Linked DNA regions of Homo sapiens: region 2 is linked to region 1. The links are chromatin contacts, found by Hi-C or POLR2A ChIA-PET in ENCODE. All regions are on one chromosome and are shown on one strand. Each heading gives the region's core, a stretch centred on a gene start or an enhancer-like site at or near the end of the contact. The rest is flanking DNA. Distances are from core to core; before and after follow the strand shown. Region 1 overlaps ALPK3 (alpha kinase 3). Region 2 overlaps PDE8A (phosphodiesterase 8A).

The links. Hi-C counts contacts between places; a loop is a spot of excess contacts on that map. ChIA-PET counts read pairs that join two places held with the same protein, here RNA polymerase II (POLR2A).
Region 2: a map of K562 shows a loop between it and region 1 (2.7-fold over the local background). The contact joins two enhancer-like sites. A Hi-C loop is called at or near these places in 1 of 168 maps with a recorded cell type or tissue (K562). POLR2A ChIA-PET finds 5 or more read pairs at or near these places in 1 of 52 experiments (activated T-cell).

What each region holds. Positions count from the first base shown.
Region 1 is chr15:84,822,421-84,826,613 of GRCh38, reverse strand. It overlaps ALPK3 (alpha kinase 3), which reads right to left. Exons shown (of 14, transcript NM_020778.5): 2 at 3,246-3,284. Among named protein-coding and RNA genes, the nearest start is that of ALPK3, 7.2 kb to the right of the region's middle. Within about 2 kb of position 2,238, at least 10 of the 41 ENCODE cell types and tissues checked have a DNase peak (open chromatin) inside an H3K27ac peak, as active enhancers do.
Region 2 is chr15:85,008,485-85,012,974 of GRCh38, reverse strand. The region is part of intron 1 of PDE8A (phosphodiesterase 8A); the gene reads right to left. Among named protein-coding and RNA genes, the nearest start is that of PDE8A, 29 kb to the right of the region's middle. RefSeq lists a silencer at 4,199-4,248. Within about 2 kb of position 2,599, at least 5 of the 41 ENCODE cell types and tissues checked have a DNase peak (open chromatin) inside an H3K27ac peak, as active enhancers do.

The sequences.
Region 1 (4,193 bases), core at 989-3,488:
GGCTTACAGTCTTCTCCTTCCTGGGCCCAGGAAGCAAACTACCATGCCAAACCCTTTCAAGGGCCAGCAGAGACACAGTGCGTTCCTAGGTGTGAAGCGCCACCTGAAGGCAGGTTGTGTGGTGCACAAGCCGTGCCCGGCCCTCCCTCCCCAGGCACACATCCCATTGTGAGCGGCAGAGAGGACTGTGAGGGGGCAAAGGGAAGAGAAGCAGGAGAAACTGTAGTGAGAAAGACACATCATTCAAAGGTGCCTTTCCCTGTGCCTTAGAGGAAGGGATGGTCACCCAAGGGCAATGTTTGTCTGTCCATGGCCTCTCTGCCAGGGGCTAAGAGAGTCTGTGGAAGCAGAAGCAAACAGGATCTAGAACCCTCCACTTTGTGGGGAGGGATTCCACATTCGATGTATCTTTTCTGTGAATATTATTCTAGACTTGAGTTTGAGGAGAAGGGTTGTACCCCAGAGAATATCTGGAATCAAGTAAGACTTCTGAACTGATGGGGTTCCTGCTGTGGTTTCACCACAGGAATGTAGATACCTGGGCATTCATGGAGTTGACAAGGGCCCTCCCCCACAAAGATCACCCATAAAGGGGATCCCAATCTCACATACCTGAACATTTGAGCTGGGTCTGCAGTTAGACATGTTCTGTAACACTCCCTACAACCTTCCCTTGCCTACAACTCATCTGTGCAATAAGCTTCTTTTCCTTTTCTTCTTAAGCCACTCAGAAATAGAGGGTCCTCAGGGCCTAGGCTATTAACTCCCTGAACACTCAGGAAGTGTTAATATCTGAAAACGTTTCTTGCTGCTATCATACTAACAGCAATTTCTGATTTGGGGAAATATCAAATCTCAATCAACACTTTCCAGAAACCACCAGGCTAAACATAATCCTACTTCCATGAGTCTGCAATTAATTCAAACCATCCCTAATTATGTCCTCCCTGCATAATTTGAATCCTATCTCATCCATGACCTTGAGCCTGGATCCAATATTCAGCTTAAGCTCCTAGGTATGAAGCCGCCTGGACAAGTCTAAGGAAATCATTTCAGCTACTGGATAAGTGAGACAACAGGGAAACTATGTTTTAAGAAAATTTGCAGAGACAAATGCTCATGCTAGATAATGAAAAACAGGCCAGGTGCAGTGGGTCACGCCTGTAATCCCAGCACTTTGGGAGGCTGAGGCTGGCGGATCACGAGGTCAAGAGATCGAGACCAGCCTGGCCAATGTGGTGAAACCCCGTCTCTACTAAAAATACAAAAATTAGCCAGGCGTGGTGGCAGGCGCCTGTAGTCCCAGCTACTCGGGAGGCTGAGGCAGGAGAATCACTTGAACCTGGCAGGCAGAGGTTGCAGTGAGCCGAGATCACGCCACTGCACTCCAGCCTGGTGACAGAGAGAGATGCCTCAAAAAAAAAATAATAATAAAATAAAAACAAGTAGTTATTTTACTTCACCATTCTTTTTGAATGGAAAAGAACATATCTTCTCAAACTTTCCACATTAGGTCCTAAGCTGTATTATAAAAAAATGTTTACATTAGAAAATAAGTAACAGCTGAAAGGGTGGCTAGCTGAAAGCCTTCTCTTTCAGGGAAGTGGGTTTGGGGTACATTTGGAGGCACAGGGAGAGTCACTGTATATACTGTCATGTTCTGCTGAATGTCATACAGCTTCTCGTTGCCACAAGCTTTCTGTCCCCGTCCTCCAAACCATTCGAATGTGGGATGGACTCTGAGTGTGCTGCACCCTATACCCTGGAAAGCCAGGAAGTCCACACATCTGGAAATGGTCTTGTCCAACCCTGACAAGTCCTTCCAACTCCATGACTTCACAAGGATATCACAGACTAATCATATGTCTCTAAAGAACACCAGAATCATTGGTTTTCATGATGTTCAGTGGAACCTAACCTCGCCCTTAGGTAAGGTTTGGTTTGCCCAGGTCGTCTCCTGTCAACGCTTACCACACTCCACTTGGAATTAGTTGTGATATCCTCAGTTCCACCCATGAGCCACACAGAACAAAGTCTCCTCAGTGTTCATCCCCATCAAGGACCATGGACATAGTAGTTGCTAATCATGTCTGTAAACATTAGCTATTTAGAAACCAGTTAGCTATTCTGAAATCTTTTTCTGTGTGAAGAAACTGTAGCTAGCTCTCCCCAAAACTATCAGAGTCTGGGATGAGGCCCAAGTGGTGGGAAGTAGCCAGGAAATGTTCCCATTTTGATTGTAACAGTCAGTTCAGCCAAGGGTAAAGAGCTGTCCTCAGTTCAGGAGGCAAGAAGACAGTCATTCACCCAGCAAACCTGGACCATGAGCCTGCCCAGACCTTGCCCTGACTCTGCAGCAGATTCAGAGAATAAGCTATGCAGGAATACATTAACGTGGTATTCTCTGATCTCACAGAGTTCACAGTCTTCAGGGATGGGGAGGAACCAAAGGAAAGGAAAATTCAGAGAAAGAGGAGGTAAAAGGAGAACTTAAATGACTGCAGAAAAAAATTTTAAAAGGCAGTTACCATGGTTAGAAGAAGATAGACAATAAGGTATCACACCTAGGTATGTGGTTACAAAAAACATGAAAACCTAGAATTGGGGCCAGGCACAGTGGCTTACGCCTGTAATCCCAGCACTTTAGGAAGCCAAGGCAGGAGGATCCCTTGGAGCCAGGAGTTCAAGACCAGGGAACACAGTGAGACTCTGTCTCTACAAGAAAATTTTTAAAAATTAGCCAGGCATCATGGTGCATGCCTGTAGTCCCCGCTACTCAGAAGGCTGAGGCAGGAGGATCCCTTGAGGCCAGGAGTTCAAGGCTACAGGGAGCCATTGCACTCCAGCCTGGGCAACATGACAGAGCAAGACCCTGTCCCTAAGAAATAAAAAACCTAGGATGGGGAAGAGGTGGGTCATGTGACATGACTCATGGCTCTCTGTTCTGTTCCCATGGTGTCTCCTAGGGACACAGAGATGTCATTGCAGGCATCTCAGAGACCCCTGCCCATATTTCTATTCCTGAGATCCTGTGCCCATCTCAAATGGCCCATGCAAGCATCAACTCTGGCCCCCTGTGAGAGCCATGTTCACCTGAGTACCTTCTTGCACTCTCCCCACCCACCCTCCAGCTCTCCCCTCACCCCATGCAGCCTGGTTAGTGCACGAGCAGACACTCAGTGGCCCCTCAATGCCCAGACCCAAGGAAAAAGCAGTCAGAGAAATGTAGTGCAATATGCATTTACCTTCCAGAGCTGGGGTGAGACAACCGGTTGCTTGATAAGCTAAGCAAAAACAGCAAATGGAATCATTAGGCCAAAAAAGCAAGAAGGAAGTAGGCGAAATCAACAGTCGCAAACTATTAATCGGCCACCATCTGGGGCCCAGAAGCCTTTCTATTAAAAGGGACCAGCTGTCTTAGTTGGCCTGCTCCATTTAGCAACTGGCCTGACCACCGGACACCAATGTATCTGAAACCAAGAGCTCATTAAATGCAGCAGAGTCCAGGAAAATGGTTAGGCAGGAAGGAGGCCCTTTGGGGCTGTGCTTTGAGAAAGGTGTGTCCCAGGCATTTGGGTCACTGCCCCCAAGAGGGAGGCTTACAGCTGCCTGGCATGTTTCCCCACCCCACAGCACACCAGCCTGGGGGCAAGCTCCTGCTTCAATTCTTGGCCTTTGGGAGAAAAGAGCCCCATTCCTGGAAATCCCCTGAGAGGCTAGGAGAGACAGGTGGCTTGGAGAACACCCATCATTAATATGTTAAAGTATGGTTAAAGAGGCCACACAAGGCAAACCAGCTGGGAGAGTGAAAAAGAGAAAAACAAGGCAGTTAATTCAGCAGGAGCTGGGAGGCACCCAGCTCCATGGTCCACACAAGGCCCATTCTGCCTGAGGCCCCAATCATCTCTCTTGCCTGGGGCAGCTAGGAAAGGCCACTGTGTAGGGCACTAGGATGAGGACCCACACAGGACCGCCCCTTAGTGGAGTCTAGCCCACTTACTATGAGCCAACTGTTCCCTCTCCCTCCTCCTTTCCTGATACAAAAATCTCCAGTGGGGACCTGGATCCCAGCTCCTTGAGAGATGTCAGAGGTCACCCCATCCACACTCCCTTCGGCTGTCCCTATCATGAGAAGAGCTCTCCCTTCCTTCCCAGCAGCCCAGCCTGTTCAATGGTGCTCACGGTCTATGTCT
Region 2 (4,490 bases), core at 1,350-3,849, 190 kb before region 1:
TAGAGTTAACAGTGGATCAGGTTCTCCAAAATTCTCCCACTCCCACTCTTTTGTTTCCAAAGTAAGAGGGTGATTATACAAGCCAATATAATATTATATTTCCTTCTTTGTTCCCAAGGGTAAATTGTATAACTGGGTATTATATAATCATTTATAAATCATCAAAATTAATTTCCAAATAAATTCTTAAAAAGAAAGCCCTAATCTACTTTTCGGAGTCTAACAATACTGTATGTTAAAACCATTATTTTCTTCTTTTTTTTTTATTCTATTATTATTATACTTTAAGTTTTAGGGTACATGTGCACAATGTGCAGGTTAGTTACATATGTATACATGTGCCATGCTGGTGTGCTGCACCCATTAACTCGTCATTTAGCATTAGGTATATCTCCTAATGCCATCCCTCCCCCCTCCCCCCAACCCACAACAGCCCCCAGAGTGTGATGTTCCCCTTCCTGTGTCCATGTGTTCTCATTGTTCAATTCCCACCTATGAGTGAGAACATGCGGTGTTTGGTTTTTTGTCCTTGTGATAGTTTACTGAGAATGATGATTTCCAATTTCATCCAGGTCCCTACAAAGGACATGAACTCATCATTTTTTATGGCTGCATAGTATTCCATGGTGTATATGTGCCACATTTTCTTAATCCAGTCTATCATTGTTGGATATTTGGGTTGGCTCCAAGTCTTTGCTATTGTGAATAGTGCTGCAATAAACATACGTGTGCATGTGTCTTTATAGCAGCATGATTTATAGTCCTTTGGGTATACACCCAGTAATGAGATGGCTGGGTCAAATGGTATTTCTAGTTCTAGATCCCTGAGGAATCACCACACTGACTTCCACAATGGTTGAACTAGTTTACAGTCCCACCAACAGTGTAAAAGTGTTCCTATTTCTCCACATCCTCTCCAGCACCTGCTGTTTCCTGACTTTTTAATGATTGCCTTTCTAACTGGTGTGAGATGGTATCTCATTGTGGTTTTGATTTGCATTTCTCTGATGGCCAGTGATGGTGAGCATTTTTTCATGTGTTTTTTGGCTGCATAAATGTCTTAATTTGAGAAGTGTCTGTTCATGTCCTTCGCCCACTTTTTGATGGGGTTGTTTGTTTTTTTTCTTGTAAATTTGTTTGAGTTCATTGTAGATTCTGGATATTAGCCCTTTGTCAGATGAGCAGGTTGCGAAAATTTTCTCCCATTTTGTAGGTTGCCTGTTCACTCTGATGGTAGTTTCTTTTGCTGTGCAGAAGCTCTTTAGTTTAATTAGATCCCATGTGTCAATTTTGGCTTTTGTTGCCATTGCTTTTGGTGTTTTAGACATAAAGTCCTTGCCCATGCCTATGTCCTGAATGGTAATGCCTAGGTTTTCTTCTAGGAAAACCATTATTTTTCTAACAATAAAGTTGAAGCTTCCCTTTTAGGCAACTGCAATTTATTGAGTGTTTTATAATTTTTTACACATTGACAGACCATTTTACATTCAAAATTTAATTAAAACTGGACAACTACCACCACTTTACAAATAAGAAAAAGCTAGGGCCCCGAAAGGTTATGAAACTTGCCAAAGGTCAAAAAGCAGGGAGAGACAGGGTTGAGTTTTGGACCAGTACTCTCTGGCTCCAAACCTGTCTTCTAACAACATTACACAAGAAGAAAAAAACCCTACAAAAATCATCCAGCAAATAAAGTGTAATGTAAATGTCTCATCTTCAATTCGTCTTCCTACTGGGCCAATCTGAACATTGCTTTTGGCTTAATTCTGTCAGGTTAGAATGGTGAGTGAGAACGTGCCACTTCCCCATATCTAACTGAAAAAGAACAGCTAAAGTTCAGAGAAAAATCAACATAGAGGATATTTATGATACTTGCAAAGTCGTTTCTAAGAACAGTTTGGAAGGAGGGAATGGGGAGGACAGCCAAGATTTCAATACAAAGGAGAGAAAAAGGAAATAGGGACTCTGAAACTAACTTCCAGGACATATTTCTCAGACTTAAAATAGACTTGACCTTAGGATTGTCATGAGAAAAGCCAGAACAAATGAAGTCATCATATATAAACTTCACTCTCAGGAACACGACTGGGGGAAACACAGAACTAGGTTAAGGGACACTGATTAGCCAATAACTGCTCCCCTCCTTCAGCTGAGTTTTCCTACAGGTCATACTTTAAGGCTATTAAAGTCACTATTATCTCAAAAATGTTCCATGCAACCTCACAGGGGCTCCAACCTCCTACTAACCCTAATTAAAAGTTGAAATGGGTGACAGAAAAAAAGACTGTTCCCTTTGAAGTCAGTTCATTCATTTGACAAATACCAATGAGTGTAGGCACTGTAGTGGTCCCTAGAGACATAATGACTGGCATAAATAGGCCCAGCGTCCTCAAGTTTAAACATCAGGAGAGGCAATCAAATACATACAGACATGTGAACTCCTAGCTGTGGTTCAGGACATGGTGCCCACAGAGGATATAACAGGGAAACTACACACTCCCTTCTGTGTGTAAGGAAGAGAGGGAAGCAGCTTATCAGATAAGGTTTCCAAAATGATGAGTATTATTTTGCAAAAAGGAAGTCAAACTGTTTGAGACTGAGGCTAAAGCACATGCTAAGTCCCTAAGACCAGAAGGGACAGGTGCATATGAACATGTGGCTCAAGTATAATAAACACTGAAAGTTTTTTTGATGGACATTTTTATTGAAGGTTAACATACTTACAGAAAAGAATATAAACCCTAAGTGTGCAGCTTGGTTAATTATCACAAAGTGAACTCACCCATATAATTACCACCTAGGTCAAAAATAGAACATTCAAAAGCCCTCAAGCCTTCTCCAAATCACTACCCCTCCCCTTCCTCAAAGGTGAGCCCTGTCCTAACTGCCAACACCATAGTTCTGCCTGATTTTGAACTTTGTATAAACTAAATCATATAGCATGTAATCTTTTTTTGTCTGGCTTCATTCACTCAACACGATGCTTATGAAATTCATGCATGGTGTTGCATGTAGCAATGATCTTTCATTTCCATTGCTATAAAGTGTTTCATTATATGCTTATATTACAGCTTATTCTTCTGATGAACTATGGGGTTATTTCTAGTTTTTAGCTAGTACGACTAATACTACAATGGACATTCTAGTAGTGACTTTTGGTGAACATATCTACACATTTCTGCTGGCTATATAACTGGAAGTAGAACTGGTGGTGAGAGAACATGCATATTTTCAACTTCAGTAAATATTGCCAACAGTTTTCCAAAGTAATCTTGCTAATTTACATTCCTGCTAACAGCATGTGACATTTGTTTTTTGTTTGGTTAGTTTTTGTCATAACAGACAAGATAACCTACCACAGTCCGGAGAAAATCTAAACTTTTGATGAAAACTGGCCAGGAAAAATACAATGGCCAATAGTCCCTTCTCCAGCCTGAAATCCTTGTGAGTACTTCTTTCCACAAATTTTATTATTTACCAACGAAAAGTCCTAAATTTTACAATGGGTATGATCTTAGGACAACAAATTCCATTACAAAGAAGGATCTGTAACATCCTTATTTCTAGGTCATAGAAAACAATGTGTAGGAATAGTATTTTGTTGGTCTGATTATAAACATTCTGTATTACCTACAGTCCAAAAGGATTTTCTAGTAGTCACTTTGAAAAGAAAGACTTTAGTTTTTACATCTCTTACATTAACAGGTAGAAGAGAACTAAAATTGTCTCCATAGGTCAGTTTTTTAGACTGCCTTTGCCTAGTCACAAAATAAAAATTACCTAGCTCTTATACCCTTTTCCACTTTGAATATCCTCAGACCCTAAACATCACACACACACACACACACACACACACACACACACTCTCTCTCTCTCTCTCTCTCACACACTAACACACCAGGAAGTGAAGAAAAAGGTCAGAAGTTGTGTGAAGGACACTTCCTTCTTTTTTCTTTTTACAGGACTCAAAACTTGTACCTCCCATGGGCCCAGTGTCAGAACAGGAGCCCTGAAGACAAGGGACAGACCAGCTTGGGAGAGATGCCTGGAAAGCCTCACAGGCTTACTAAGGTGGAATAGGTGCTGAACTCGAGACACAGGGAGAGGGAGGCTCTCTCTGTACCCCCAGCAGACAATGTTGGCAGACTATGCCTTAGCGAGGTTCAGCAAATGCAGATGGCTCAGCAGACAGGGGCAAGGTGGAATAGGGTGGGATGAAGGTGGTAATGGAGGATTCAGGCAGACTAGAGGAGGGAGGAAGTTCATATCAGGTGATAGGCTCGCACCCTTGGGGCCTGGAGTCAGAAAAGGGTTTGGCCGAATGCAAAGAAGACCTCAGCTGTGGGGAAGCTGGAGTACTGGCAGGTAGCCAGGATAAGGTATAAGAGCAAGACCTATACCTGGTAGCAGAATTTAAAATGGGAATGTGTCCACAGCCACAGGGTCCGGTTATTAAAAATGGGGCCCAGAGTGTGGAACTAGAATGACTT